Regions from separate parts of the Mus musculus genome. Here regions 2, 3, 4, 5 and 6 are each linked to region 1. The links are chromatin loops, found by intact Hi-C in ENCODE. Cell type or tissue: heart. All regions are shown on one strand.

Region 1 (5,000 bases):
TATTCACTTTTCTCTATTCTAAATTTGTTGGGTAGTTTTATTCCTCAGTTTATCACCTCACATCTGATTCAGCTTCACCTTTGACTAAAAAAACAGTGATGGCCTGTGTTGCGCAGAGAACTCCTAAAGGATTTTTTTTTTCTTTTTGGTAGCATCTCCCTTCCCAGGGAAAAGACGTTTCAAAATTTTCTCCCCACTTCCCCAATTAGCAGAGCAGAGCAGAGCAGTCACAGCCAAGTTGTGTTATTTATAAAAACACCGGTTCTTCATTCCTCTCACCAACCCCATCTCAAGCCTGGTTCCCCCTTGGCGACAGATATTAACGGAATTCCTCCTGGAGACCACGTTCTTCCCCCCCCCCACAACAGCGGCTCCAATCAACACACAGATTTCCAAGTTGCTCTCTGGGAATTTGGGCGCGACGCTTTCGGAAGTTTGAGTGCGTTTCACAAGGCGTTCCTCCACCTCGGGAGGCACAACTGCTTGACGTGTCACCCCGGTCGGGGCCCACGCAGGACGGGGGTGGCATCCTCAGTGGGCGGCTGCTAAGTGACGCGAAGCGAAGCGACCCTGGAGGGCTGAAACTTCCGAGCTTCTCCGCCTCAGAATACAGCCACAGCATCCACCTTTTCACACGGCAGGAACTTCCCCCGCGAGCCTGGGCTTCCACTCGGGGAGCAGTGAGGACGGCGAGACCCGCTCCACGCACGCTCCCGCCGTCCTCCTCCTCCTCCGTCTGCAGTCGCGCGCCCGCCGCCGCCACTGCGGCGCGTGCCCTCACGGCGTCTCCGCCCCCTCCCCGGACCGCCAGCCCCGCTGCGGGTCGCCGCGCAGGTCGCCGCGGAAGGTGCCAGGGAGCGCGCGCGGAGACCGAGAACGTGCGCGGGACGCACGGCCCCGCGCTGAGCGCCGGAAGCAGCCGACGGGCCTCGCGCGTCGCGCGCGCGCGCGCCGCCCCCGCCCCTGAGCCGCGACCTTGCTCGCTCGCGCGCGCGCACTAAGACGCCGCCGCCGCAGCCGCCGCCGCTGCTGCTGCCGCCGCCGCCGCCGCCGGGGCTGCTGCTCCGGCTGCTGCAGGAGGCGGCGCTGGCTGGCGGCTGCGCTCGCTCCAGTCAGCGAGCGGAGGAGCGAGCGTGTGTGTGTGTTTTTTAAAGATGGCCGGAGCGGCGGCGGCGGTGGCCGCGGGAGCAGCAGCTGGAGCCGCCGCGGCAGCGGGGTCGGTGTCCGCTCCGGGTCGGGCCTCGGCGCCCCCTCCGCCTCCGCCCGTGTACTGTGTATGCCGGCAGCCGTACGACGTGAACCGCTTCATGATCGAGTGCGATGTCTGCAAGGACTGGTTCCACGGCAGGTAAATAAACCCCCTCAGTCCCACCGCCGTCGCCTGCGGTCACCGACCAGCCGCTGCCGCTGCCGCCTGCGCCTCCCTCGGGCTCGGCTGCCGCGTCGCTCCCCACGTCCCGACTCTTAGGCACCGAGTGTCCGGGCCGGGTGGAGGCGAGAGCGGGGGCCCCCGGTTGCCCGGCAGGCTGCGGAACGGAGCCGGTGGGCTCGGCCGGCCCGGGCGAAGAGTCGCCACAACAAACAGGAACAAAGGGGCCGGCAGAGAAGTTGGCAGGGGAAGCCCGGTTGAGGGGACGCGGTGGGCGGCACGGCTCGGGTGGCGGAGGAGCGAAGGCAGGCCCGCAGCCCGCGGTCCCCCCACCGCCCTGGCTGCCGCCCACTGCTGTGTCCCGGGCTCCCTTCGCCCCGTGCCTGCCCTCGCCAGCCGCCGCGCTTGCTGCGCTTCCGGGCGGCCGCGGCTCGGTCCGGTCGCGGGTCGCCCCCGCCGCGGGTCCCGTCGCGCCCCCTTCTCTCTTTATCAAACTTCCTCGGGCGGCGGGACGGGGCGGTGGGACGACGGGCGCGAGTAAACAGAGCAACAGATGTGGCACTCGCGAGGTGCGGGGCCCCGTCACGGCACAGTTTGGCCAGCCGCTGGCCCACCCCGCAACACACCCCCTATGGCCGGGGGGGGGGGGCGGGCGGGCCGGGCCGAGGGGACGTCGCCGCAGACCCTCCCGGGCGTCGCTGTAGCGCCTCAAACTTTACAGTGAGTGCGTCTCTGGCGACACCCGGACGGCCCGCCGCGGTGGCCTGGGCACTGCGGCCATCCAACTTTGGGGCGGTGCGGTGGCGGACGATGCCCTCCGATGCCGCCGCCGCCGCCGCACCGCAGGTTTGACGTTTGGGAGAGCTCGGGCCGCCTCCGCAGCCAGGCCGCCGACTCGTGTGTTTTGTAATCAAAGTGTGAGGCTAATAAAGGGCGGCGCCAGAGCCTCTTGACTCCGGCGTGGGAGGGATTCGCAGGCATTTAAACAAAGAAACTAGTTGGGGTTGGGCTCCCAAAGTCCTTATTTGGGTGTTGTGGCAAAGCCTGCGGTCACCTTTAGGTGAGGCAGGTTTTCTGGGCACCGTTGTATGTTGTATCTTGACGAGAGCCCGCTTGGGAGTTAGAGCTGATATGGTGACTGTGGTTGTAGGAAGTATCCTTTGATTGACAGCAGGACATTTAAATACAGCCTCCGCTCCCCCTCCCCAATATTACAGAAACATTGCACCACCAGGCCAGATGTCTTAGTCTCCCTCTACTGGTCTGGGGAGAGAAAACCATTGAAATTACAGGGTTCTTTCAGTGTTGACAACTAACTGCGTAGAGTTTGACTTAATTTTCAAGTGCAGTTAAATTTACCGAGTTTTAAAGTTACAGGACTCTGACAACAGATAGCATACACAAACGTATCACTTTAAAAGAGGGGTAATGTGCTCATTTTTGTAAAGGCAAGCTTCAACAGTCTGATAAAAGCTGAAGGGTAATGTCACTTAGTAAAATGTTTCCCTAGATTTTGATTATATATAAAAGTAAAATTTGTAGATACCAAACCTTTCCAATTCTATGCCTACATTCTCTGCTTCTATAACACTCTAGGCAACCAGAATTGAGTAGCCAACATTAAGTTCTAAAAAGAATAAAACAAGAATTGGTTGTAATTACTGAAAAATTTGAAGTTTCCTGGGCACTATTTGACAAAAATATGCCTCGAGGCTGTGTATTTCAGAGATTAGATAGGTTAGTAAACCATAGATTTGAGGTTTTAACGCTTCTTTTATTGTAACATGGGTTCTGGTGAGTCAGAACTCAGGGGCTCAGGCTTGTGTTGCAAGCTGTCATCCGAGGCTTTGTTTTTCTTTTCTCCTTTGAGACAGATTTTTTTTTTTTTTTTAATTGTATAGACCTGGCTATTCTGAAATTCGCTTTGTAGACCTGGCTGGCCTTGAACTCCATTTGATTGCTTCTGCCTCCCAAGTGCTGGAACTAAAACCATGTACCACCATGCCCAGTTGCAGCTTTTGGTCTTAAATTAGGTGCCTTAATGCTAAAGCATGACAAACCTCAGGTGTTTCCTGGCCATTTTTGTCACACATTTAAGTACTAATTTATAAAGAGCCATTGAAGAGACACTAATTTCATCTGTGGAGGTGACTCAGGTGAGCCCAGGGTCTTTTTGAGCCTTTATCTTGGAGATGTTAATGTGGTTCATATATCAGACGTTAGAAAAGTTAGTCTTACTGCCAGGCCTCGTAAATGTGGTATCTTCTTAGTAAGTCTTATTTTTAAATATTGATAATTTAGAACCTATATGACTTTGGGGGGGGGTCGAGACAGGATCTCTCTGTGTAGTCCCAGAACTCACTCTGTAGACCAGGCTGGCCTTGAACTCAGAAATACGACTGTCTCTGCCTCCCAAGTGCTGGGATTAAAGGCATGCACCACCACTGCAGGGCTCCTATATATGATTGGTATTTATTCTAATGAGTGTTAAACAGTGAAGAGTTACTTATACATGAATTATTAAACATTATAGAGAATTGGTCCCTAAAGTACAAAGGTATATCTTTAATACCCATCCTCAGGTTTCCAAAAATAGTCCATCTGCAGAGAAGCAGGACGGATAAACATCCTTTACATGGATAATTTTTAAAACTAATTTTTTAACCTGTTATTATGTGCTTCTGGTGTGTGTGTGTGTATTCTAGGGACAGAGCTCAGATAGGCTTGCATAGCAGGTACCTTTACCAGGCATGGTAACCTCAAAACTTGTCTTAATTTATTCTGACAAAAAACAGAAAGGGCCTTCCTTGGTGCAGCTAGGTGGAGAGGTAAATTCTGGTGCTTCCTTCGTGAGCAGGAGCCTCTACCCCTTAGCCGTCCTAAGCCAGCAGGTTGTGACTGTGTACTAGATACTCCGTCAGTGTGCTGAGAGCTGGGCAGGATTCTCCTAGGAGGCTTCCTTCCATCTTAAGCATAGAGTTCTTCTCCATCCTGGTGGGAGTGAGATAGTGCAGGTCCTCCCTGGTGGGAGTGAGATAGTGCAGGTTCTCCCTGGTGCCGCCCCACCCTCTGAGCTCCAGGCTGTATGGCTTTGATGGCATCCCATCAACAACAGCATCACTGTTCAAGTTAGTTAAATTGTAGGAGAATGTTTGTTGTGTCCTGTTTAAACATTTATATTAATCTTTGTAATCACATATTCTTTAGCTTTTACAAAAATTAAAAAGTACAAGAAATACAAATAACATAAGTCCATATTTTTCATGAATAACTACTGTTTAATATTTGAGGTATGACTTTTTTATATCCTTAAAAGAACAAAACTGGAATTTTATGAATTGTTACTTTTTTTAATACTAGAGTATATTTTTGGTCATATTTTAAATCCTATTTGATTTTTTTTTTTTTTTTTTTTTTTTTTTGGTGCCTGTATAGTGTTCTTCGGCTGTATAGAGTTTAATTCCACAAAAAGCTCACCATTTGAAAGTCATTTTCCTATTATTACTTACTTTGTTTTACTGCTCTTTAGGTTTAATAATGGTAATATGATTTATACTCTTTTTTTTGTTTGTTTGTTTGTTGGTTTTTTGGTTTTTCAAGACAGGGTTTCTCTGTGTAGCCCTGGCTGTCC
Region 2 (5,000 bases), 84 kb after region 1:
CTTGGGAGACAGGCAGGTAGACTTCTGAGTTCAAGGCCAGCCTGGTTCACAGAGTGAGTTCTGGGACAGCCAGGGCTACACAGAGAAACCCTGTCTTGAAAAATAAATAAAGTTGTCCTCTGACCTCCGCATGTGCCGTGATGTGTGCGGACTCACACATACTAAATGTAACTTTTAATATGGCAAGACACAACTGTCATGAATGAAGTTTCTAGACCGAGAGAGAACTCTAGAGAGAGGCTCATCATGCCACTCGGGAATACACAGGTAAACACCAGTATTAGTCTGGAGGCAGAGAACAGGGGAAATGTGGGCAGATTTATTGTGAGAGATGCCTTGAGAGTGAACAGGTGATGAAGGTGAGTTAGTTTAGGCTAATCTGAATAATTTCATCAACCTGTGGGAGATTACAAGGGCTGGTTCTCTCCTGGTGTCAGAAATCTGGAGTTGGGGCAATTAAAGAAGGGAAATGCCTGCCCAGGGTGTGAGAACCCAAGGTGAACTTATGGCAAGGGTAGAGGTGGTTGTAAGCGGAGGCTCAGATTAGTCCTCTGCAAATGAAAGGCACACCCACCAGTGAGTTTACTTAGGCTTTAGCCCAGGGAAAGGTGGTCAGTCCATCCAGAGTCAGAGGTCAAAGCATCAAATGCAGAACTAGAAATATAACGGTTATATTTTATAACCCTTATTTCTGTAAGCCCAGTAATAATGATCCTTTTTATTCTTGGTTATTAATAATCTTAGTCTTTTTTGTTATTCTAGGTGAAGATGTGGTAATTTTTTTAAGTGTCAAAGAACTATGTTTTGGTTTTAATAATTGTATTATTTCCCTAGACTCTATTACATTTCTAGTTTATATTACTCCCTCTCTTGGATATTTTTCAGGATATTATGTTACTGATTTGAGGTTTTCTTCAGCTAGGCATTGACAGCTATTCGTTTTCCTTAACACTGTTTTTGTTACATCTCCCAAGTTTGCTTTGTATTCTTTTTTCCAGTATATATAATTATTTTGTATGTATAGGTATTTTGTTTGCATTCAATCCTGTGTACCCTGTAACCAGTGTCCACAGAAGCCAGAAGGCATTGGGTCTCTTGGAACTGGATTGTATGTTTATGTACAGCTGATGGTGTTCATTTTTCTTCCTTCTTTAAAATTGTCCCCCAAACCAGATAACCTTAATTGCCCTATCTTCAAATATTCTGATCCTTTTTTCCCTTTTTCTGGTCTGTTTACATCTACTGCTAAGTATCAATGAGCTTCTCTTTCTCTGTTCAGTTATTGTACAAGATTGCTATTCAGTTCTTTTTATAATTCGTTTCTTTACTGATATTTTCTGTTCAATTAGACACTATTCTCATGCTTTCATGTTTTCCAGAGTTTGAGCCCTCTGGACATTTCTCTGAGAGCTTCAAGTCCAATATCAGGCCTTGTCAGGAGATGTTTCTTTTATGTGTGTTTTACCTGCCTTGACATATGTACACTGTGTGTACTTGGTACCTACAGAAGCTAGAAGAGGACATGGGATTCCTCAGTACAAGGGTTATGGTTGGTTATGAGCTGCCACGTGGGTGCCAGGAATCAAACCTGAGTCCTCTGGAAGAGCAGCCAGTGCTCTTAACTGCTGAGCCATCTCTCCAAGCTCTAGGAGCTGTTCGTATTCCTAGCTTTGACTTCCTTTGTATGGGTCACACTTTATTTCCTTATACATGTCACAATTTACTTGAAGATGGACATTTCAAATAATGTGCAGCTTCCAAAGTCATATTTTCTTCTTTTCCTGGGGCTGTTGTTGCTTGATGAAGTAGTCACTGTGTTTGTCTAGTGACTTTTCCAAACTCATTTTGTTTAGCTTATTTGCATCTGCACTGTGTGACTACTTGATTAGCTTACCTCTCAGTTAATGACTGGATGGAGATTACCAGTAACCAGCATCCATCTTGGTCTTTGTCCAGGAGCTCTATGAATGTTTTGGTAAATGCCTCCCATAGTCAGGCAGTTTGCAAGTATGCATAGCTTTTGCTTCCTGCAGGCAAAGGGCCTGAGTGTCAGACAGAACTTCTGTTTCCTGAGCATCTTAGTGGTCCTATGCATGCATACGTGCCTGTGTGGGTTCCTACAGTATTCTCACACTCTCAGTGCCCTGAACTGCTCAGCTTTTTGGTTAGTCTATTGTTTTCCTCAACCGCTATTCATTGCTTTGGCCATGATATTAAAATATTTAATAATTATGCCCTCTTGCGAGGGTAAGGGCATTGTTATGACTTTGCTAGTTCCAATGAGACCACATAAAGACCTGCCTTTTTAGAAGTGGCCCTTGGGATGAGCCTTTGAAAGAACTCCAACCCTGTCTGCTCCCTTGCTTTAGACATTAGGAATGTGAGTTGTCATTTTTCAAAGACAGCAAAGAGCTTCAGGGTTAAGATAGAACTTGAGTAGGAGAAAATGCTACAGAAATGGCTACTCTCACCGAGAGTTGGCTTCTTTCTCCATTAAACTGTGGAGGAGATGCTGCATGCTTTTAGTAAACTTCCAGAGCTCTGAAAAGGTTCTAGGATTTGCCAGCTTCTTCACTGCTTTTGTGGAAGGACCCACCATTTTACTGACGCTGCCTTTTCAGCCAGTCATGGTACTAAAACGGGGGAATGTTTATGGAAGAGCACTTGTTTGACATCCAAGAATGAAAATAATAAGGTATTACTGCAAAGCAATATCAAAAGTACAAGTAAACAGTTAAATGGCTAAACTAAATAAAAATATTTATCAAAATATCAAAACCATGGAAAATAGTCCAAGAAAATGAATTGCCCTCCACCTCACCTCTAATCCATTCTCATTTGTCCTTGTTAACAATCTAGTTTTAATTTTTTTAAGATTTATTTATTTATTTAACGTATATGAGTACACTGTCACTCTCTTCAGACAGAGCAGAAGAGGGCAGCAGATCCCATTACAGACCGTTGTGAGCCACCATGTGGTTGTTGAGAATTGAGCCAAGCCAGCTCAGTCGGTCAACAGGTTTTCTAGGGCAGGAGTGAGGATTAAAAAGAAAAAAGACAATTAGACAACATTGTAGCATGACCCAAGCCAGTTCTGAGGCAGGTTTATTTTTTCCCAATCAGATTTTATACCATTTTATTTACATGCAAGTAGTAAGGTCAGGCAGTACAATAAACACAAATAGTCAAGGAGCAAGCAAGGCAGTAAACACAGTCCCGTGATCACCATTCCTAAGGGCTGATCAGGAGGACCAAGATATCGGAGCCTACTTCCCCATCCTAACCCAAAGTCAGATTCATCTGCGGTGTGGGGTGGAAACAGGGTTTCTCCCTGACTGTCCTGGAACTCAACTCTGTAGACCAGGTTGGCCTCGAACTCAGAAATCCGCCTGCCTCTGCCTCCCAAGTGCTGGGATTCCCAAGTGCTGGGATTAAAGGCGTGCGCCACCACTGCCTGGTCCAAAGTCATATTCATGCCTGAAGCCTACTTCCCTGTTCTAGCCTAAAATTAGATTCCTGCCTGAGTTTACTTCCTTGTAATGGCCCAATGTCAGATTCCTGTCTGAAGCCCATCTCCTTGTCCTTGGCCAATGTCCTGCCAAGTGGCCCGAAAGTTCTCCACAACTCATGACCTCTGGAAAAGCAGTCAGTGCTCTTAACTGCTGAGCCCCCAAAATCTAGTCTTTATACTCATTTTTTTTTTCTTTTTTGAGAAGGGTTGCTGCTGGGAAATTGAGCCTAGTGTTGTATGTGTTGTATGTTTATACAGTCTACCACTGAGTTTCTGGCCCAGCCTGCTGTCTTTTTTTTTGTGGTGTGTGTGTGGTAGGATGTCATTTCTCAGGAGCTTTCCGCCTTTTTTTTTTTAAGTTTATTTATGTATATGTATGTGTGTGCCACAGCACACATGTGAAGGTCAGAGGACAATTTTGGGGGTGTGGGGTGTTTCTCTCTCCATCCCCTTTTACCTGGGTTTTGGGGATCCACCTCAGGCTGGCAGGCTTTGGACAGCAGGTACTTTTCTCTGCTAAGCCATCTCTCCAGTTCCCGCCTTATTTTGAGACAGAATCTCTCACTGGGTTCCAGGGTTTGCCAATTGGTCTACTCTAATCCCATTTTATTACATTTTTGTAGTAATACTCCCCCCCCCCCCCAGCACACACCTTCCTAAGGATTGAGCCCAGGGGCTATACCCTCAGTTGCTCTTTTCTGTAGTATTTTATACTTAGAATAAAATTTTATTCATTTTAAATTAATTTTCTAAGCACTCACCTCCCAATTTTCAGCCTTCACCTTTCCTTTTTCCACTTTCCTAGTACCTCCCACACTCCACTGTGACCAAAGTGTTGGGTTTGCTTCATGCTCACTCAAAAACATCCTACTGTGTACACTTTCAAATCCAGACTGGACTAGAACTCAGAGATTGCCTGCCTCTGCCTCCCAAGTGCCGGGATTAAAGGCGCCTTCACACCTGTCGTGCCTGGTGTCTGAAGCGTCCAGAAGAGGGTGTCAGATCCCTCCTGGAACCAGGGTTACAGGCAGTTGTGAGCTGCTATGTGGGTGCTGGGAACCCGGCCGAGGTCCTCTTCCAGAGCAGTGCGGCCGCTTAACCTCCGATCAGCCCCATGGAATACTACTTGATTACAATCTTTTCTCACAACATACTAATGTCCTTCTAGGTCAAACCCAGAGAATTAACATGCTTGTTAAACTCTTGTTGTCTGAATCACCGTCTTACTGTTTCCAGTACTCCGTCCTCTCCTGTGAACATGACTTACTAACGCTTTTATTCCCGGGAGACTCCTGGAGGAAGGAATGGGGGTGCCAAAAGTCGTATTTTAATAGGTATACCCCCACACACCCCCGTTTACTTACCCCGAGAACGTTTAACTCCCAGGGTAACACACAGGAGAGTTCTTTCCGGTGAGGAATCGAACTAGGTGCATCACCTTTACTCAGAAGGGGCGAGGGAGGGAGGATCGGCCCCCTTTAAAGGACGT
Region 3 (5,000 bases), 140 kb before region 1:
CAGATTATACACTGTGGCCTCACCTTAACATCTCTGTCTGTGGTATTTACACATTAAGCCAAGCTACCCTGAACACAGGAATAGCACAGAAGGCTCTTAGGTGTCACGCTGATATTATATTTGAACTTGGCTATTGGTAGTCTTAGGTCTAGAGCCAAAGGTAATGTAGACGCCCTGGGACCTGATCATACTTCTGTATCTTCCACAGTTAAAGGCATCTTGGTGCAGAGCGAAAGAAGTGGGTTTGGAGCGGCAGCTCAAGGGCTCTTCCTTAAACTAGCTGTCGAGGTTGAGCCTTACTAGATCACACTAGGCATCCGGGCTGCTTTCAAGCTTGTGATCTTTCTGTTCCAGACTTCAGGGGGACGGCAAGTGCAGGCTCACTTGATTCAGTTCTTCATGCTTTAAGTTCAAATGAGGAAATCCAGGGGAATCAGTTTGTTTTTTATTTGATAGGGAAAGTGGTAAGTATGATATTGATGGTTTTGGTAGTTTTCTTTTTTCTTACTTTGTGGTGTCCTGTCCATAGGCAGCCACTGTGGTGGGGACACTTGGGAGAACCAGCTGTATCTGTCCCCCGAGGGGCTTGTCTCAGACAGCTGAGCCCAGCCACAGCTGCTTTCCACTGACCGTGTGCTTTGTGCTTGAAGGTGGGACTCTGCTAGGCTTCATCTCTGACGTACTGCAGAAGAGAGCACCTGTGCTGGCCCTCAGCCTCTTCCTGGCCGTCGGGTCCCTTGTTGGGTATAGCCGTGAGTATTCCTTTGTAATTGCCTTGATTCCTGATCTCTTGAAGGTAGGCACTTGCCCAGAGTCGGTGGCCAGCCATGGAGAGATCTGTGATTAGCTCTGAGTGCCTGGGAACTGTCATCACATGGTTTTATTTGTGTGGGGAGGAAACCGTCATCTCGTCATCTCCCTTGCTTTGTGGACCTGTTTAAAAGCTTGCTTGGGAGTGTATTGCTTTGTTTGAGGGGCGGCTCCAGAGGGACAGCATTAGAGCCAATAAAACCATAAAAGGAGGCAAGGTTTCTAAAGCGGGAGGATGGTAATTAGTAGGTCTTGGGGTATGTGTGTGTGTTCTAAAGCCGTAGAGTTGTTCTCTGGCTTTTAGACATCTCATTAGCTTGAGCAGTAGCCAGAGACAGGACAAAAGCTGGAAGGGCCCCGTCTGTCTTTGTTGTCTCTGGAGGGATTGTGCTGTGGCGGGTTAGGGATGGGGATGCAGTCGCTTGCTGTGCACTGTTGATGGAGGCACATGCAACTGCTTTTCAAGTCACTGTGGTGTGTCTCTTCTCTCACAGGCTCTCCAAACAATAAGTCCATCAATGCGCTTCTGATGACCATTACAGGTATGGTCGACCCTTCTGTCCACTGCGCTGTCCCTCTGGGAGCTCAGAGAAAGCTGTCTCCCACAGGTGGACTGACACTAAACCTTTGTTATGTAGACCTCAAGTGATAGGAAGATAAATGTCTTTGCCAACTTCTCTCTGCCCATGGGTAACTTCTTCAACCTTCTGAGACAGAAGCTGTCCCTGTGGACAAACCCAAAAATTTGGTTTGTTGTTCCATGTCTGGCTTTGACTTCAGAAGGTGACTTAGTAAGGCCTCACATTGGAATCCCATCCACTAGCTTGTGGAAGTGCAGAATAGCTAGATTTTTTTTCTCTCATGCCAAAACTGGGAAATATGTTTATATATATGTGTGTGTGTGTGTGTGTGTGTGTGTAATTTTTTAATTCAGCAAGATGTGTGGCTATGATTCCAGTAACATGACTGAGTTTACCAGAGCCAGGCCACATCCACCAGAGGGCTGTGCCTTACAAGAACAAGAGCTGTGGTTTCAAAGGGGACAATCCTGTTTAATCCCTTTGAAACAGCACTGTCTCATCCCTCTCTTTCCAGCGTGTTGGTTGACTCGGGTGGATTGGTGTTTGGGGGACATAATTGTGTTGTAATGGACCCTGACAAGCTGCTACTGTTTGTTGATGAGTCCATGCCTACTGCATTGAAATGGCCGACTGTTCCACTGGGACATAGACACTAGAGTGTCATATCACTGGAGAATGGATTTCAGAAGAGCAGATACAGTTAGTCTGAAAGTACTATCTAGAAGCACTTCCTTTAGTTTCTGTTTCTCACCAACACGTTGGTTAAGACATTGGAATATTTTATCTATCTGGTCAATGGCTAGAAATGTGGATCATATTTTAACATGAACCTGTTCTCTTTATGGCTTCAGGGTTTTTTATCGGCGGACCATCCAATATGGTTAGCTCTGCTATTTCTGCAGACTTGGGTCGCCAAGAGCTGATCCAAGGGAACAGCGAGGCTCTGGCGACTGTCACGGGGATCGTCGATGGAACAGGGAGTATTGGTGCTGCTGTGGGCCAGGTGAGAAGAGCATGTGCTTGCTGACTCCCACGGCAGGTGGCGCTCTTGTGCTGTGGACAGGACGCCCTAGGTTTTCAGCCTCTGAGAGGTGGGACCTGAGATGGAAGGCATCCCGAATGGCCAAAGATTGTGTAGCTAACTCTGAGTACAGTCTGTTTTCTCCATGTCCAGACATTTATGACTGGTCCCAGAGGTTGTCTGTAGGTGTCCTGTAGCAAACTCATCCTGGATGCAGGCTGCTGGAGGTCTATAGACGCTGACTTGGAACCTGTGGGCCTGTATATTCCCACGCAGATGCTGGAGAGCCTCTAGGTTAGACCTGCCTTACTGAAGCAGTCAGGATGTCTTAAGTTTACTGGTTTGCTTGATGACTGGGGTGAATCACTGCTGTGCCTGTGCTTAGTGAGGGGCAGCAGCGCACCCAGGTGTTCTCCAGCCATGTAGTGGGTGTTTATCAGTGTCTGCTCATTACAGAAATGCAGGCTCTATGAAGGCAGCATCGTGGCCCGGTTGTCTGTGCCACCCCCCACACTGCCCCCCACCCCCACCTTGTAGCCCTCCCTCATCGATCCTGGCACATGGGAGACGTTCTGGTTCCAAAGCACTGTACAATAAATGGTTGACATGCTTAGGATATTTGACTGTATAATTAAAGAACAAGTGTGTGTGTGTGTGTGTGTGTGTGTGTGTGTGTGTGTGTGTAGGTATAGGTATACAAAATTTAACAAGGGTAGGAGGATTTGCTCTGCATGCTCTGGGGTGGAAATCAAGCAGGGCTACTGTCACCCATTCAGAAGGCTTCATGTCTGAGGGGAGGTGAACAGTCGTCTTGCTTTATGCATTTATGTGTCTATGTGTGTGTGCATGCCACGTGGCAAATGTGTGGAAGTCAGGACAACCTGTCAGAATCTGTTTTCTTTCCACTGTGTGGGTCCTGGGGCTTGAACTTGAGACATCAGGCTTGATGACAAGGGTCGTTACCCTCGGCCATCTTTCCAGACCCATTATACTGAGTGTTTTAAATACATTTAACTAGTACACTTGAGAACAGTTTCTCCTGTAGTCCAGGATGCCCTTGAGTTCCTGATCCACCTTGCACGTGCTGGGATTATAGGCCTGTGTTACCACGCTGGCTACACATGTCAGTGTTCAGACCCCAACTGTAAGCCTGGTGGCAAGTGTCCTTGTCCCCTGGGCCAGCTTGGCAGGACTATTAGTGCGTTTGGACACATATTCCTGGATGAGATTGCATTATCTACTAAGGAGAAACGAGTCCAAGCGTCAAATGTCTACACTGAAACTTAAACATTTACCCACTTACTGTAGAAATAGCACAAGTGTCCATCCAGCAGCTGCTGAATGCATAAGCAGGATGTGGCCGATCCATACAGTGGAGGATTATTTATCAGTTAGAAGGTGACAAAGGCTTGGAAGATACCACAGCATAGAGGAACCTCAGAAATATGCTATTGAAAGAAGCCAGTCATGGGAGACACAGTGTGCCTTCTTCATTCATAGGAAATGTCTAAAATTGGTAAATTTATAAGAAAAGAAAAGACTGGATCTGTGGTGCCTCAGGAGTGACTGCCAGTGGGCTGGCTGCTTATGGAGCTGGCCATAACATTGCTAAATGGCATTAATGATGGGCTGCATCAATTCAGATCCACTAAAAACTATTGTGCTCTGCCCTTGTAGTGGATGTGTCTTTATGTTATCCAAACTGTACGTTGACAGGATGTTTTTAAAGGACTGGTGAGATAGCTCAGTGGGAAAAGGTATTTGCCATCACATTGTAGAATGAGAAAACTGAATTCTGAAGGTTGTCCTTTGACCTTCTCATATACAGTGTGTGTGTGTGTGTGTGTGTGTGTGTGCGCGCGCGCGCGCGTGAACACCCAGGTATACACATAGTGAGTAAGAAAACAGTGTTAGGTGGTGGTGGCTTAGGCCTTTAATCCCACCACTGGGGCTGATCCCTTGAGTTCCAGGACAGTTCCAGGACAGCTAGGCTACACAGAGGAACCCTGTCTTGAAAAACAAACAAAAAGTATCCGTGTGGTTGTTTGAATGATAAATATTTTTTAAAGGTAGAGTTACAGTTACTGTTTAGAAGGCTACTATGTTCCCGAAGCTGTGATGGGTGGTGAGAGTTTTGTGGGTAGGGAGCTTGCTCTGCTGTTCATCCAGGCTGACCTTGATCTTCCTGCCTGTTCTCACTGGTGCTGCCATCCCAGGCGCACTGCTGCACCCAGATGGACTTGAACTCTGTTTATCTGATAGGACCTAGGCCAGGTCACTAAGTGTTTTTGCTTTCATTTTTCCCCAGCACACATTTCAGTAATGGTGTGGTCAAAGGATGTGGCTTATCTCATCTGTGTTCAGGTGGTTTTCAGGACCAATGTCAAGACTGTTTAGCAGGGGAAAGTCATCTCTTCAGCAGTGGAATGGAGGGACTAGATATCCCCATGAAAAAGAAGTAATTAAATCCTTATTTCATACATCAATGACCTCCAAGTGGATTAAAGATCTAACTTGAAGAGCTAAAATTATGAAATTCTTAGAAGAAAACATAGGTCAAATTTTGATTAGAAAATAGATATAAATGG
Region 4 (5,000 bases), 60 kb before region 1:
TCTCACTGTGTGTCCCTGGCTGGTCTGGGACTCACAGAAATGACCTGTTTCTGCTTCCTGCATGCTAGGAATAAAGGTGCTTGCTGCCATTCCTTACAGAGTTTATTAAATAGCACAGATAGATAGATAGATAGATAGATAGGTAAATAGATAGAGATAGATAAGATATAGATATGTTTTTCTGAGCCCTGGCTGTCCTGGAACTAGTTCTGGAGGTAGTGGCAGCAGATAGACTCTGGAGGTGGAGTTCCAGGCAGTTGGGAGTTGCTTGACACGGGGGATGTTGGACTCCTGGCTGCAGGTGGAGTATGTGAGCCATTTCCCCAGACTCTTTATAAAACATTATTTAAACATACTTAAGAGCAGAGGTTAATAGAGAGGTGCTTAGGACAAAGGGTCGAGTCCAGCTGGCTTAACAATACTTACATGTAGGATTCTGGTTGTTTCGAAAGTTGTTATTTACAAAGTTTGCTAAGAAATGTAAATGAAATCTCAGGATGGACAAAGGTATGCCAGACAGGATTGTACTTGACACAGGGAAGCAATAGGATGCCTCACTGTGAATTAGTTAATAATGTTTTTAAATTGGCTGTGTATATATGTGTGTGTGTGTCTATCTATCTATCTATCTATCTATATCTGCACATGCATGAGGAGGTCAGAGGTCAATTAAAGGAGTTAATTCTATATTTCTACCATGTCAGTCCAGGTGATAGAACTTGGGTTGGCACCTTTACCCACTGAGCCCTTTTGCCAGCATAATATAATGTAATGTAATATAATGTAATATAATATAATATAATACAATGTTTTGTATGTGGAATTCTGGGAAAAAATCTAGGAGAGGAGTAAGGTCCTACCTGAGGTCATACAGATGCAGGCCTTAAGCCAGGTTTGTTGTTATTTTAACATTCATATCTGAAAGTATTTCTATATAAAAGAAATACTTCCTCTGGTGGTAACAATATAACAAATGTTGATAACCAGGAAGGTTTTTTGTTTTGTTTTGTTTTTTTGTTTTTGTTTTTGTTTTTGTTTTGTTTTGTTTTGTTTGAGACAGGATTTTTCTGTGTAGACTTGTCTGTCCTAGAACTCTCTTTGTAGACCAGGCTAGCCTTGAACCCACAGACAACCACCTGCTTCTGCCTCCAGGGTGCTGGGATGTGCCACCAAACTTGATAGCTGGAACTCTTGATTCTCAACTAGTTAGAAGCTTCAGCCGTACTATCGAGTGAGGAATTAATTTTTCTTGTCTTTCCTGTCTCAAAACCTAGGCATCAACTCCACATGCTGCAAGTAGTCTCCAGCCACAGGAAGTCAAGACACAGGAAGTGCAAAGCCAGGTCCTACACTTACCTTCCTGGTGTCTTTAGCAAGGACTGCTGTATCTCTGTGCTCATTTCTCCTGAACTGGTTGACCCCTACGTCCCTAAATGATGTTTGGAGCAGAGGTGTGCATGCTCTCTCTGTTTCTGTCTCTGTCTCTGTCTCTGTCTCTGTCCCTCCCTCCCTTCCTCCCTCTCTCCCCCTCTCTCCCTCTGTCCCACTCACTAGCTTAGGAATAGCAGGACTGCTGACTGATGCTAATCCTAGAGGCCTTCTTAACCCATTTTGGAGTCTTGACTGTTCTATCCTAGCTAATGTGAAGTGCAGGCAGGGCTATACAAAGATGAGCTTGTGGAACCTCCTAGGAAGGATGCCCACAAAGCCAAGCAGGGGAGAGAGATTTGGGTGCAGAAAGCTGAATGTGGAAAGGGCTGGGTTGGTAAACGCTAAGAAGGAGGCTAAGGCAGGGAAGCAGGATGAGGCCTAGGGAGAGGTTGCAAGGAAATACAGTTGTGGTGCTCAATTTGGCAACACATATACTAAAATGATAGAGAGGATTAGCACAGCCCCTGTGCAAGGATGACACGCACATTTTTGAAGTATTTTATTTGTACATATATTTTTAAAGTTAATTACTTAATTTTATTTATTTATAGGCAGGCTTTCACTATGGAGTCTTGGCTAGCCTGGAACACACAGAGATGTATCTTCCCCTGCTGGGATTAAAGGCCTAGCTCACACTAGCCAGAATTTTACAGAAGAAGAAGGAGGAGGAGGAGGAGGAGGAGGAGGAGAAGGAGGAGAAGGAGAGGAGAAAGAAGAAGAAGAAGAAGAAGAAGAAGAAGAAGAAGAAGAAGAAGAAGAAGAAGAAGGAAGAAGAAGAAAGAAGAAGAAAAGAAGAAGAAAAGAAGAAGAAGAAAACGGAAATTTTTATTTGGACAAAAACTTAGGCCTTGGCAGCATGGGGGCTCAAGCCTGGATTCCCAATTCTCTGAAGGCTGATGCAGGAGGATTAATGTGAGTTTGATGCCTGCGTGGTATAGTATGAGACAGTATAAAGAAAGACCCCCCCCCCCCCCAAATAAAAACCACAAGGCCTTCTCCATCCCACAGGAGTGCTGAAGTCAGTGTGGGTGGTCTTGAGGTCTTTGCTCCCTTGTTTCTCAGTTTCATGGCCACACAAATGATTTGGCCCCAGGAGGAGACCAACCTTGTCCTTGGCACCTCCTTTCAGGCAGGGCAGTTCCTGGAGAGGGCCTGTCTGTGAGCTACCATCAATTCCCAAGGGGAACCTGTGCAGAGGTCCTAGGGTCTACCAAGATTCAAGCCAGCTCTGCTCTCCAGCAGCTGAGTGACCTTGACCTGGTTCTGATCCTTATTTAGCATGTGTTTCCGTTTCCTCCTCTGTAAGCGAGGCAAGAACGGGGATTAAATGAAATCTTGTTCTGGAAGGGTAGGAGGCTCACCACACCCCAACCTGGATTGGCTTCTGTCCCAGGAACAGCTGTTAAAGGCTTGATCTGGGGCTTCGGTGTGGCCTGGTCTCCCACTTCCTGCCCCTGGGGTGGTTGGACTTAGCTCTTCTGGCTCTTTTCCAGCTCTGGGGACAGGAAACTGAACCCAGTTCTGGCCTAATTGCCCTCCCTTTTCCTCCTTACTGGAGTCCTGTACAGCTGTGTGTGTGTGTGTGTGTGAGGGGGTGAGGCTCTGGTTCCTGGAATTCCCAGCCTCAGTTATTTGTCTAGCGCAGAATTCAGCCTGAAATGTCACTTTAGGCTTTGAGCCATTTGCTTGTCCCTCTACGTGAGGACAGGGTGGAAGAGCCACAGTTGAATCCTGGTATTTCTGGGTCCCCTGAATCTTACCTGTACCGTCAATGGCAGAAAAGCGGAAAAGATGGTAATAAAATAGAGTGGGGGTCGGGGGTAAGTCTCAGGGGCCCCCTGGGCATATCGGAACCTGTGTGAATTGGGGTCCTTCTTCTAAGCAGACACAGCTTGGCTGCCAGTACCTCTGTGTAAGCTAGCAAAGCTTATAAGAACCCCTGGGAGCCTGAGGTTCAGGGTCCTGTCTATTGCGCCCCATAGGCAGTGATATCAGGATGAAGGTTCAACTCCATGGCGCAGGCTCCTTGCTCTGCCAGGATGCTCAGCACTCGTTGGATTCTGGTTTGTCAGCTCATCACTTAGAGCTCATCTTTCCCCACACCTGATATCACTTTCTGTCTTAGAGCCTTAGATGTAGTTTTCTTCGCTAGCATTCCTAGGATCTAGAGTAGTACAGGGCAGTGAAGCCTGCTTCTCTGGGGACAGACCCCCAGACACAGAGGCACCCCAGCCAGCCTTTGCAAACATGTGTCTGTCTGGCTAGTCCTTTGCTTTGCTACAGCCCATGCCTGGCAGTTCCTTCCTACAGAAGTGGAAAGAGATGGTAACAGCAGCCTATCCATAAGCTAGCACTGGGTGCTGGGTAGGGCAGAGGTCAGAAGTCTGACCTCTAGATTTAGCTAGATATATTCTACCCGCCCAGTGGCAATCCTTATGGCTTCTCAAAGACCATCTATCACCACAGCAGAACTGCATTCTATTATAGCCACACGTGGCCCACAGGGTGAGGCGGAGAATGAAGTGTTCCCTGGCAGCGTTGCAGGGGTGACTTCACTAGTCCAAGGGAGAAGTAGCAGATTACATTCTAGAGTCGGTGGATGTGTGTTTTGAGTGTTGGATCACTTGTGGGACCTAAAAGAGGCACTTCTCTGTGCCTTGGGTTTTCTCGTCTATCAAACGGGAGAGCGTCAAGCTTTGAGGGTTGTTTTAAGTATTGGATGAATAAGCACATAATGCATAGTCAAGATCAATAATGCTAGCTATTACAGTGGCAACCCTTGAGATCCCAGTGGATAAACACACCTGTCAGATTTCCATAAGCTCAGTGTTTGAAATTCCCAGCGATGCATTGTAGCTGGTTGTCTGGGCGGTCTCGTGCGCTGTGTACTCAGATGCTGAGTTCTGTGCCCTGAGATCAGGTTGCAGTCTGGACATGGGCATTGTATTGACCAATGTGCTGTAAAGGATGCTCCCTGGTGATCTCTGATTCATTAATAAAAGGCTAAAGCCTGTGCCTGGGCAGAAGAGAGAGGAAGACGAAACTTGAAATCGAATAGGGGGGTTTCGGGTAGGGGCTGATATATTATTTTTCCACCAGTGAAATGAGCCGATTCAAATCAGATTAGATTATATTAAATGCAGATTTATTGGGAAAGCAGCTCTTTGGCAGGCAAGTTCACTGGCCCCAAGGAAAGAGGCCAAGGAAGTTTTCATGGGAAGGGAGAGAGAGGAGAGGGGGAAGGGAGAGACCAAAATGTCTGGATTATATAAGAGCCTCTGGGGGGAAGGGCAGCCCAGTCTCTGGGCTGGAAAGTTCAGGGTATGCCAGGTTGGGAGAACCTGGAGGTCAGGTCTACTTTGATATGTAAAATATGCACCCCACTCCCCAGGTCTGGAAACTAGACAGGGCCCCTGTGAAGAAGAAAAAGGTAGGGGAAGAAGCAGCATCCTATGAGGCAGGATGGACCATGAGCACATGGCCAAGAGATGCTCACATTGAGGACATCCATGAAATACAGCCAGACTCAGTTGGCAAGCAATGGAGCATTTATCTGATTATTAATAGCC
Region 5 (5,000 bases), 110 kb before region 1:
ACCATCACGCCAGGCAAATTTTTCCTTTAGCTAAAAAACCACATCCATCTCTAGCCTTCCTCATTCCCTCTTTTCCTCATCTAGGGCTCTGTTCAGTTACCACTAATACATTATACACCTGCTCTGAATTGATTGATTAATTGATTGATTGATGCTTGTGTCTCTGTGTGCATGCTACAAGTCTGTGAGTGGGCCAGAGGAGAGTGTCAGATTCCTGGAGCTGAGGTTGCAGGTGGCTGTGAGCCACCCATCATGGATGCTTCTATGGAACCCAGGTCCCTTAGAAAAGCAACAAGTATTCCTAAATGTATCTCTGTCTCTGCCCCAGCCCCCTCCCTCCTGCATGTCCTTCACTATCCTATTGTGACTGCCTTCTGTCTACTCTGTATTACTCCCATCTGAACTACAGGCCTGGTCCTGTACCTCTGGCTCCTCACCCACTTCAGATGCTGGGGTTGAGCCCAGGGATTTCATGTGTGTTGAGCCTGAGCACCAGTGCCCAGCCACACCCCAGCCCCTGTTTTCTGCCCTTTGATGCATCCTCTATACAGCTGTACATAGCCGCCAGTCTGCACCTCAGAAAGCTCTGGTCCAATCTGATGGTCACTGTCTCCTGCTGTGGGTTTTCAGATGTTCTCTACATCTGCTGGATCACACTTCCTGTGTGCATCCCACATGCCTCTCCAGGCCTAACTCCCCACATCATTGTAGACAAAACAAGACAAAAACCCAGGATGGCTCTCCACCACTTAGTGCCTTTTCCCTTGTGGAAAACACGCTTGCTCTCCAGGGCAGGCTGAGTCCTGCCTGGCTCCCGGCCAGCAAGGTGGCTCCTGCCCCACAGGACCTAGTGCGAGTATAGGGCGGTTTGGGTGTACCTCACATCTTTCTCTCTACCGGCATCTCCAGTCTCTGCAGGCTGCTTCCTCATAGGAAATGCTTGCTAACAGGGCACACTACTACTTTGATCTTCCTGGAGCACACTGCATGCAAATGCCTGTCACCAAGGGCTTATGACACAAGAAACTGGGATAGAGGCCTGGTGTTCTCCCATGAGGCCTCTTGCAATTTAGTAGCAAGTATAGGTTCTCTCTCTCTCTCTCTCTTGTTTTTTTTTTTTGTTTTGCTTTGTTTTTGTTTTTGTTTGTTTTTTTTTGTTTTTGTTTGTTTGTTTGTTTTTTTTTTTTTTGAGATGGGGTTTCTCTGTGTAATAGCCCTGGTTATCCTGGAACTCATTTTGTAGACCAGGCTGGTATGTAATAGCTCTGGCTGACCTGGAACTCATTTTGTAGATCAGGTTGCCCTTGAGCTCACAGAGATCCTCCTACCTCTGCCTCCCAAATGTTGGGATTAAAGGTTCAGAGTGTAGGTTCTTTTTTTTTTTTTTTAAAGATTTTTTATTTATTATTATAGTAAGTACACTGTAGCTATCTTCAGACACACCAGAAGAGGGAGTCAGATCTTGTTACAGATGGTTGTGAGCCACCATGTGGTTGCTGGGATTTGAACTCTGGACCTTCGGAAGAGCAGTCGGGTGCTCTTACCCACTGAGCCATCTCACCAGCCCCCACAGAGTGTAGGTTCTTATTTACATTCTGGCAGCTGAGTTGAGATGATCTCTACAGCACTTCACTCCCGATGGTTCCTGTGGGCTTAAGGTTTCCTTGGGCTGTGTTAGAGCCAGAGAGGCTGGGACGGTGCCCAAGTGCTGCATTCTGGAGAGCTGTTCTCCGGGGCCCAGTCCGTTGTTTCCTTAGAGAATCTAGAACTTAAATACTTCCTTGACCCTAAGTTAAATAAGTGGCCAGGTTATTCATGTGGCAAATTCATTTGGTAAACCAGGTCTGCTTTACCCTGCCCTGGAATGGATTCTTAGCCAGCTGTGCCAGTTCAGTCCAGAAGGAGGAGGCTCCCGGCAGCGGGAGATCTCCCGGAGGTGGACGCAGAATGGTTAGATGTTTTTGTCTCTGGGCTAAACCCGGTCATGTCCCTCATTCTTAACAATGCTTGTCTTTGGGAGCCAGACTGGGAAGGAGTGAAGCAGCCAGGGGTGCCAGGGCGCTGACAAGAGCAGCCGTGTCCTTGGCAGATCTCAGAATAGCATTGGCAGCTCGTGGTGACTCATCGCCTGCAGGCCTGCTCACCCGAGCTCCTGATCTTAGCGTGAAGGAGGGCGCGCCCAGCTCTTCCTCCTGTGCCGGGGGGTGGGGGGGTGGGGGTGGGGTGAGGGGGGGTGCTTCAGCAGAGGGGAAGTGCACAATGCAAAAGACAGGACAGGTACCTGCGAGGGTCTGGACCAGAGCCAGACCTGTTTAGGAGGCTCCCTGGCACCCTCTGCATTATGTTTTGTTTTTTTGTTTTTGGAAAAGGGGGTTCTGTAATTCTGGCCTGCCCAGTCCCATTGAACTAAGGCTACAACACTCCTGTGGGAATCTCTGTGTGTTCCCCGTGGCACATTCTGCTCCTCTTAAAACCTTTGGTTAATTGGCTTTCTTTCCCACCCACACCCCCACTTTATAAAACTATTTTTTTTTTCCTCTTCCCTCATGTAGCAAGAATTCTATTTATTCACAAAACCACAGCTGTTGGGTTTTGCTTCTGGGGCTAATTCCTCAGCCTTCCAAGGGTAGCCTTTATATACTGCTGGCTATGGTTAGAAAAGGGTATGCCATCACTCAACCCTGAGGGTCCTGTGTGGAACCAGGCTCTGGCTGCACCATGTTTCTTTCTCTCTTTGAAGGGAAGAACAGCCATTATCTTAAAGGCCTCCCAAGGCCTGTCCTAGTTTGTTGTGCTGAGACACGGTAAGGTGAGGCTTACTGTCCAGCAGCCAGAGTGACTTCGAATGCAGGTCCCTGTGCTTTCTATGCCCAGCTCCATGTTGTGCTTAGAAATGGTGACCTGAGACGGGCCACAGGTCTGAGGGTCTCTAAAGCTAACGCTATTCTGATCTCTAAATGCCACTCTTGTGTGTCCCACTTTGCTTTGGCACAAGTCATCGCCTCCTCTGTGACTTTCACAACACAGGTTTTTCTTGGATCCACTTGAGCTAAAACTGAAATCCCCCCCCCCCCACACACACACACACAGAGGGAGCTCGCTGCCTTTCGGCTCTGCCTGTGACTGTCCTTACCAACCCTGCTTCAGGACATTTTATAGAAATGCAGATCTGGGGACTTGTCTGCAATGACACAGCACTGTTTAAGAGAGGGCGTTCATCTGTAGCTTCTGAAGGTCCCACGTCCTCTCCTTGCTGCCATAGGACACATGCTCTGTCAGAGAAGTCAGTTTCAGTGGCAAGAAACCAAGTATACTTATCTCTAAAAAGAGGACACAGCAGGCTGGGGGTATAGCCTGCTTGATAGAGCCCTGCCTTCCATACACGGAGTCCTGTTTTCTATCCCAGCAATGCATCTGACAGGGATGGAAGAGAAAGCCTTTATCCCAGCATCCAGCAACTAGGGCAGAAAGATCAGAAATCCAAGGGCTGGAAAGCATTTTTATGTTTTGTATATATACTCAACTTTTATCAAGTTAGTTAGATTTTATACTAGGTTCCTAAAATTAAAGCTAAACATGGCTAGAATTTAAGTAACTTGATAAAATCACAACTCCTCAGAAGTTTTCAAAGACACTGTAGGGTTTTGCTGTTTTGATAACCAAGTGTCTAACAAGAAACTTACCATCATAACTAGGTACGTAATGGGATTACTTACATTATTGGCATCTGCCACCTCAACATTATTTCCAGAACCTTTTCATGATTCTTGATATATAACTCAGTTGTGGACGGCTTGAAGCTGAGCAAACTGCTGTCAGGCTGCCGGAGGAGGTAGGGCTTGTTGGCTTATTTCACTTAACACGATGTTTGCACGGTTCGTGTTGTGACCGTCATCAGTGCTGCACTTCTTGATGGGTGAAGACTGTTCAATTAGCTAAACTAATTCTTAAAAAATATGTACTTATGTTTATTTTATGTGTTTGGGTACTTTGCCTGCATGTATGTCTGTGCACCATGTGTGCTCATTACCCTGGTGGTCAGAAGAAGGTGTCATGTCCTCTGGAACTGGACTTAGAGACCACTTGTAGGTGGTCTTGTAGGTACCAGGAGTCAGCCATGTCTCCTCTGGAAGAGCAGCCGGTGCTCTTAACCACTGAGCAACTCTCCAGCCCTGGTTATACCACATCTTTACCCATTCATGTGTCGGTGGGCGTGGCACCTGTGGTTGTTTTCACCTTTTGGTTATATGAATAATGCTATAGAGGATAATGGCACAAATATTATAAACCCTTTTGGAAGATAGTTGGAGTGGAATTACTTAGTTCTATTGCAATACAATGTTTAGCTTTATTTTTAGGAACCCAGTGTAGAATTTAACTAACTTGATAAACTCCACATACACAATACGTAGAGGTTGGTAAGCCTGGGACCTCCCCTCTCCTTTCAGGAATATAATCTCTGGGCAGCAGTAGAACCTGCTCTCTGTAGACAGGGGATCCTACTCATTGCTGTCCAGGTGGCAAGATGGCTCAGCAGATAAAGGTGCTTGCCACCCACCCTGATAGCCTGAGTTCTATCCCTAGGACCTACCCAGTGGGAGGAGAGACTCACTTCCCACCACTTGTCCTCTGACCTCAGACCCCATGTCCTCTGACATGTCACACATGCACACAGACATTGGCGTTCCTGCCTGGGCCCAGCTGACAGGTTTTGCTGGGATCTTCTTCCCTCAGGAGGACTCCGGGACTTTGCAGTCTTTCCCTGCTCTCTGTGTCTACACTCCATTTCCTACTCTTTACTCCTGCCCTGGCATCAGAGGGCGGGACCCACCTTTTTCTTTACCCAGGACCGACACATACATTGTTGCTTTGTTGAGAACTAACTGGTATAGTTATAACTGACTGAATTAACCAAGTGCAGACTGCTTTGTAACATGGTAAGAACAAGAGAAAAACAAAGACGGAAAGGAATCACAGATCACAGGGCTGGGCCAAGGGGA
Region 6 (5,000 bases), 52 kb before region 1:
ACCTGCCTCTGTCTCCTGACTTGAGTGCTAGGATTAAAGGAGTGGACCACCACCACCCCTCTATAGTCTTTTTATTTTTTACATCAAGATAGGGCTTCTGAACTCACTACTCTGCAGACCAGGCTGGCCTTACCACCACCCATACTTATAATTTTATTCTCATGAAAACAAGTCCACACCCAGTCTCAGTTCCCTTGCACTTAGATCACAGAACAGGAAGTTCCTGTGGCTGTCTTCAGTTCTCTTTTAGGCTTTCTTAGGAGAGGAGCAAGTTTTACACACTCTTAGGCCCAGGGACATTTGAATGAAAGGCTCTGTAGCTGTGCAATTGGCTTCTATCACTAATCTTGAGTCATATCAGACTTTTGAAGATGTAAGTTGTGCTGGGCGTGGTGTTGTACACCTTCAGTTCCAGCACTCAGGAGCAGAGGCAGGTGGATCTCTGTGAGTTCAAGGCCAGCCTGGTCTACAGATGGAGTTCCAGGACCGCTAAGACTACACAGAGAAACCCCAAAAGCCAAAAACCAACCAACCAAACCAACAAAAATCACACCGTGTCTGTGGGTCCTGTACCTTGCTGCTCATCTCAAGTCACTTCAGGGGCACAGCCATGCCACAGATCAAATATACAATGCTGAGCAGGTGGTGGTGCTACACACTTGTGGTCCCAGCTCTTGGGAGATGGGGGCAGGTAGTAGTTTAACTGAATGTCTCTCCATAGTTTCAGACATTTAAACATTTGGTCATAAGCTGGGGGAGCTATTTGGGAAGGCTATGGAACCTCTAGACGATGTGACTATGCAGTCAGAAGTATGTCATTGCAGGAGGACTTTGAAAGTGTACAGCCCTGCCCCAGTTTCAGTTAGCTCTTTGCTTTCTGTGTGTGGTTCAAGATGTGACATCTTGCCGGGAGGTGGTGGCACACGCCTTTAATCCCAGCACTTGGGAGGTAGAGGCAGGTGGATTTCTGTGTTCAAGGCCAGCCTGGTCTACAGAGTGAGTTCCAGGACAGCCAGAGTTACCCTGACAGCCAGAGAAACCCTGTCTCAAAAAACCAAAAAAAAAAAAAAAAAAAAGAAGTGATATCTCAGTTTCCTGACACCATGCCTGCCTGCCTGCCTGCTGCCTCGGCTTCCCCATCATTATGTACTGGATCCTCCTGAAACCGTAAGCCAAAAATACACTCTCAAGTCGCCTTGATCATGGTGTTCTATCCCGGTAATTTCAAGTAAACAAGGCAGGAGGGGTCAGGAGTTCAAAGCCGTCCCTGGCCAGGTAATGAGTCCAAGGCTGCCCCGGGCTATAGAAGATAATGATAGTCCCGTAAGATTAAGTTGCCTATGCCAGGTGATGGTGGTACTTGCTTTCAGTTTCAGTATCTGAGAGGCTACACAGAGAAACCCTGTCTTGAAAAACCAAACCAAACCAAGCAACCAAACTAGACTGAGGGAGCAAAGAACCTATTCATCCCTTCATTGCACTTCAGCTGAGGATCTTAGCCAGGCGAGGTCTCTTCCTTTGATGTAAATTGCTCTTCTTTTCCAGTCAGAACACCTGCACTGCAGCCCCAAAGCAGCACTAACTGGCTGTGGCACTTTGGGTGTGGATTAATTAATCACAGCCCCCATATGCAGACTTACTCTTGCTATAATGAGTGAAATAATTCAGTGGGCAGCAATGGAAAACACTAAAGCATTAAACATCTGCAGCAGGGAAAAGTGACACAGGACATGGCACAGCCTGGCTTCCTTCCCTTTCCTCCACTTCCCGCTGTGTGGCAGAGGTCAGACAGGCTCTCAGATCCAAATCACAGAATCCAGGGACACGGTGGGGATGTCATACACACCTATGCCAGACTTCTGCAAAAGACACACACACACACACACACACACACACACACACACACACACAGAGAGAGAGAGAGAGAGAGAGAGAGAGAGAGAGAGAGAGAGTCCAAGAGAAGGTTCTTAGTGTCTAGGTTTCTGATGTCCCTTACAGATGGGGCTGTAAGGTTTCTACTATATTGGTGCCGCTCGGTTCCAGGAGCTACTATTTGTCCGAGAATCACAAGGCCTCTTTGGCCTCGCGGTTCACACTCCGGAGCAGCTCACTGGAAAGCTGTTCTTTCTGTACGGGGTTGAGCGCCGCAGCCAGGCAGCGGTGTTCGGCATGGTCCCTACCACCTCTGTCCAATCACCTCCTTTGGGACGCTTTCCCAGTTAAGCCAATGTGATCCTTTCATGGACATCTTTCTGGTCCCGTATGAGGCGGAGCATCTATCCCTAGCTACCCACAGGAGCTGCGCCTTTGTCATTTTCTCAGACTCTTTTCTAACTCCCATAAGCCTATCGAAGGGGTGGGGGTGGGGTTTAAATTCCTGGCTCTGTCTTTTAAGATGCTGGGGTTAAAATGTTCTGGGCTCCAGACAAAACTGTGGAAAACACGTTCTCAGCACTTATAGAAAGTATTTCCACCCCCCGAGAATAGTATCCACGCCTCATAAAGCAAGCTCAAGCGGTTCCGGAACACAAGAGCACTGGCCCAGTTCCCGCCTCCTTCGGCCCCATCAAGTGTCATTGTTCCTAGGTTCCGGGCAGCGAGCAGCGAAAGCCAGTCAGGCTGGACCAGCCGCAGCTCCCGACTCCCCTTCCCCAAGCAGGATGCGAGGCGGGGTGGGGGTGCGGAGCCTCAAGTCCGCAGCTGCCAATCACCGCGCAGCGCACGTGCCGCACGTTTCCCGGCTCCCGGCGGGGGCGCAGGGCACGCGCGGGGGTCCGCGGGCTGGGGGCTGGGCTGCTAGGAAGCCTGGAGTGTGAACGCGCGGGGTGGGGGTGCACAGAGAGGTGTGAACGCGCAGGAGGTCCGGGGAGATGCTCAAGGGTCTGGGAGAAGAATGCGCTGGCTGGAGGAATTCCTCCTGGGAACTCTGTGCCGAGTGGGATCTGCCCACTGTGTGGCTGCTTCCTGGGTAATTAGGGGAGCTCCAGGAAACCTCTAGTTCTGTTTCCTTCTCTCTAAACACTGGACCTTAAACAGGTGGAGAAGGTCTGTTGTTGATTTGCGGGTATACCACCACCAACGCCAACGGCACGGAGTTCAAAGGTTGGGCTCCGGAGCACCTGCTCAGAAAAAAGCAGATCGGCCTTCTATACCCCTCGGTCTTCTCCACCGTTCCACCGCCAGCCAAAATGTGAAGAAGTGCTCCTTTCTGGTAGTGGCTTTCAAACACCAAATATGCAAACGGAGGGTTGAAGCCCAGGGAGCAGAGGGCTGCCCATGAGATGCGTTTCAGGCCGGTCCCACCTGCCCAGTGTTAGATGGTTGTTTGTTAGGCAGAGTCTTCCTAGGTACCCAGTTGCCTTGGCACTCGATGTGGAGCCCAGGATGGTCTCGAATTTGTGGTAATCCTCCTGTCTCAGCCTTCCAGGTGCTGAGACTATAGGCCTGTGCCACCACAGCCTGCTCCATTCTAGGCACTTGTTCACTGTTTGGTCGTGTGAAGCAGAAATTAAGAAGGTGGTAGAATGAGAACTTTTCTGGGGAGATATTTTAGGTCCTGGGTGTATGTCATGAGTCTCTGAATGCTGGATTGGTGTGCCTGTAGCTCCCTGGGCTGTATAGTTTACACAATGGCCTGTAACAACTTCTCAGAGAAGAGCTCCCTTTGAAGTGTGGGCAGGATTTGCATTCTCCTGACTTCACTAGTCTGTTGTCTCAGTGGCTCCTTTGATGTGGTGGTGACCAGGCTTATTAGAGATCAGCCACCAGGACCAAATAGATCAACCATCCCTTCAAGTTCACCTCGGCCGGGATGTACATGTCAAAAAGGCAAACTGAGATATGGCAGAAAGTATCGCAAATTTTCCTGTTTTCTGTCTTTATTACGTGAATTCTGAACACTTTTTTTTTTTTCCAGATGTGCTAGTTTCTTTGAGTCTAGGAAATTATAACAAAACCTTCCAGGCTGAAGTGCTCTGCCTCCCTATGTTACTGTGTTTAATTCTCAGAGTAACCCTGAGGCTGGGGACTTGTCCACACTTCATGGAGGAGAAAGGGGAGGCTTCAGCCGTGCAGCTGTGGGATCGAGGGCCAGACTCTTGGCACTTCGCCTTCACTGAGAGTTAATTGGGTTCCTTAAATGAATCCAACCATACAAAACACTCACATCAGTACCTGGCACACGCTCTGTGCACCCTCCGCTCTTGCAACACTCTTAAAAGGCTTGATTGACACTGATCTCTTTCACTTTATTAGTAGGAATGTTATTGCCTGCCTGCATGTATGTGCACCGTGTGCATTCCGGATGGTCTCCTGGGACGGGGTTAAGGATGATGGTGAGTGGCTGTGTAGGTGCTAGGGATTAAACCTTGGTCTTCGAGAACAGGTGCTCTTGACTGCTGAGCCTCCTCTCTAGTCCTGTTGCAAGCAGGGCTTGCATTCCTGTAAGCAGTGGGTGCAGAAGAGCTTTGGCTTTTCTCTGGCTACAAGAGCCTCCACTTGGTGTTGGAGAAGCCTTTCCGTGGAGATCTTCTCTTAGGCTGTATCTGTTCCTTCCTTCCCCACTGGGGAATATTATCAGAGGCAAGCTGTTCGGCTCTCTGCAGGGTACTTTGATGTTCTTGAGTTGGAATAGAATGGAATGTGGCGTTTTGTTTTTATTGACACAGTGTCAATAAAAACATAGTAACTTTACCTTAACATTTCACAAAGTAAAGCAATATTATTTACTAAGCCTTTTTTTTTTTTTGGTTTTGGTTTTGGGAGACAGTTTTTCTGTGTTGCCCTGGCTGTCCTGGAACTCAGTCTGTAGACCAGGCTGGCCTGGAATTCAGTGATATACCTGTCTCTGCCTCCTGAGCCCTGGGTTAAAGGCATGTGCCACCATGTTAGGCTTCCCCTACCACTGGGTCTCATGTAACTCAATATACAGCCAATATGACCTTAAACTGTTCCTACTCCCACTCCCCTATGTTGGGATTACATTCCTGCTATACCCCACC

Evidence for each region. A loop is a pair of places that touch in the nucleus more often than their neighbours do. Peaks named below come from ENCODE experiments on the same cell type or tissue, not always from the same donor. Only the 100,000 strongest peaks of a DNase experiment are listed, where the experiment ranks them.
Region 2: it touches region 1 in a loop (6-fold over the local background); 2 of 42 quality-filtered maps call a loop at or near these places.
Region 3: it touches region 1 in a loop (9-fold over the local background); 29 of 42 quality-filtered maps call a loop at or near these places.
Region 4: it touches region 1 in a loop (2.8-fold over the local background); 12 of 42 quality-filtered maps call a loop at or near these places.
Region 5: a loop joins it to region 1, with 2.4 times the contacts of the local background. A loop is called at or near these places in 11 of 42 quality-filtered maps.
Region 6: it touches region 1 in a loop (2.9-fold over the local background); 13 of 42 quality-filtered maps call a loop at or near these places.

The regions. Positions count from the first base shown.
Region 1 is chr6:39,202,789-39,207,788 of GRCm38, reverse strand. It overlaps Kdm7a (lysine (K)-specific demethylase 7A), which reads left to right and starts at 1,016. Exons shown (of 20, transcript NM_001033430.4): 1 at 1,016-1,348. The coding sequence starts at 1,155. In heart, CTCF peaks have their summits at 1,129 and 2,613 (motif pointing left); DNase peaks (open chromatin) are centred at 858, 1,578 and 2,398; H3K4me3 peaks cover 2,962 bases; H3K27ac peaks cover 3,007 bases.
Region 2 is chr6:39,118,823-39,123,822 of GRCm38, reverse strand. All of the region lies in intron 1 of 4930599N23Rik (RIKEN cDNA 4930599N23 gene), which reads right to left. Among named protein-coding and RNA genes, the nearest start is that of 4930599N23Rik, 2.8 kb to the right of the region's middle. In heart, a CTCF peak has its summit at 2,954 (motif pointing right); no DNase peak of the experiment used is centred here; H3K4me3 peaks cover 254 bases; H3K27ac peaks cover 201 bases.
Region 3 is chr6:39,341,647-39,346,646 of GRCm38, reverse strand. Slc37a3 (solute carrier family 37 (glycerol-3-phosphate transporter), member 3) reads left to right here. Exons shown (of 15, transcript NM_028123.3): 11 at 651-752; 12 at 1,305-1,352; 13 at 2,243-2,394. Among named protein-coding and RNA genes, the nearest start is that of Slc37a3, 34 kb to the left of the region's middle. In heart, a CTCF peak has its summit at 2,426; a DNase peak (open chromatin) is centred at 2,416.
Region 4 is chr6:39,262,784-39,267,783 of GRCm38, reverse strand. Gm34147 (a long non-coding RNA gene) reads left to right here and starts at 2,173. Exons shown (of 4, transcript XR_377568.2): 1 at 2,173-2,343. It overlaps Gm26008 (a long non-coding RNA gene), which reads left to right. Exons shown (of 6, transcript XR_001785221.2): 5 at 1,275-1,451; 6 at 1,983-2,134. It also overlaps the pseudogene LOC115490450. In heart, no CTCF peak of the experiment used is centred here; DNase peaks (open chromatin) are centred at 2,873 and 3,943.
Region 5 is chr6:39,316,286-39,321,285 of GRCm38, reverse strand. No RefSeq gene overlaps it. Among named protein-coding and RNA genes, the nearest start is that of Gm26008, 19 kb to the right of the region's middle. In heart, no CTCF peak of the experiment used is centred here; DNase peaks (open chromatin) are centred at 2,045 and 3,305; H3K4me3 peaks cover 341 bases; H3K27ac peaks cover 1,695 bases.
Region 6 is chr6:39,254,594-39,259,593 of GRCm38, reverse strand. The region is part of intron 1 of Gm34147 (a long non-coding RNA gene); the gene reads left to right. Among named protein-coding and RNA genes, the nearest start is that of Gm34147, 8.5 kb to the left of the region's middle. In heart, a CTCF peak has its summit at 2,145; DNase peaks (open chromatin) are centred at 223, 1,713, 2,223 and 2,613; H3K4me3 peaks cover 1,967 bases; H3K27ac peaks cover 1,940 bases; H3K27me3 peaks cover 1,084 bases.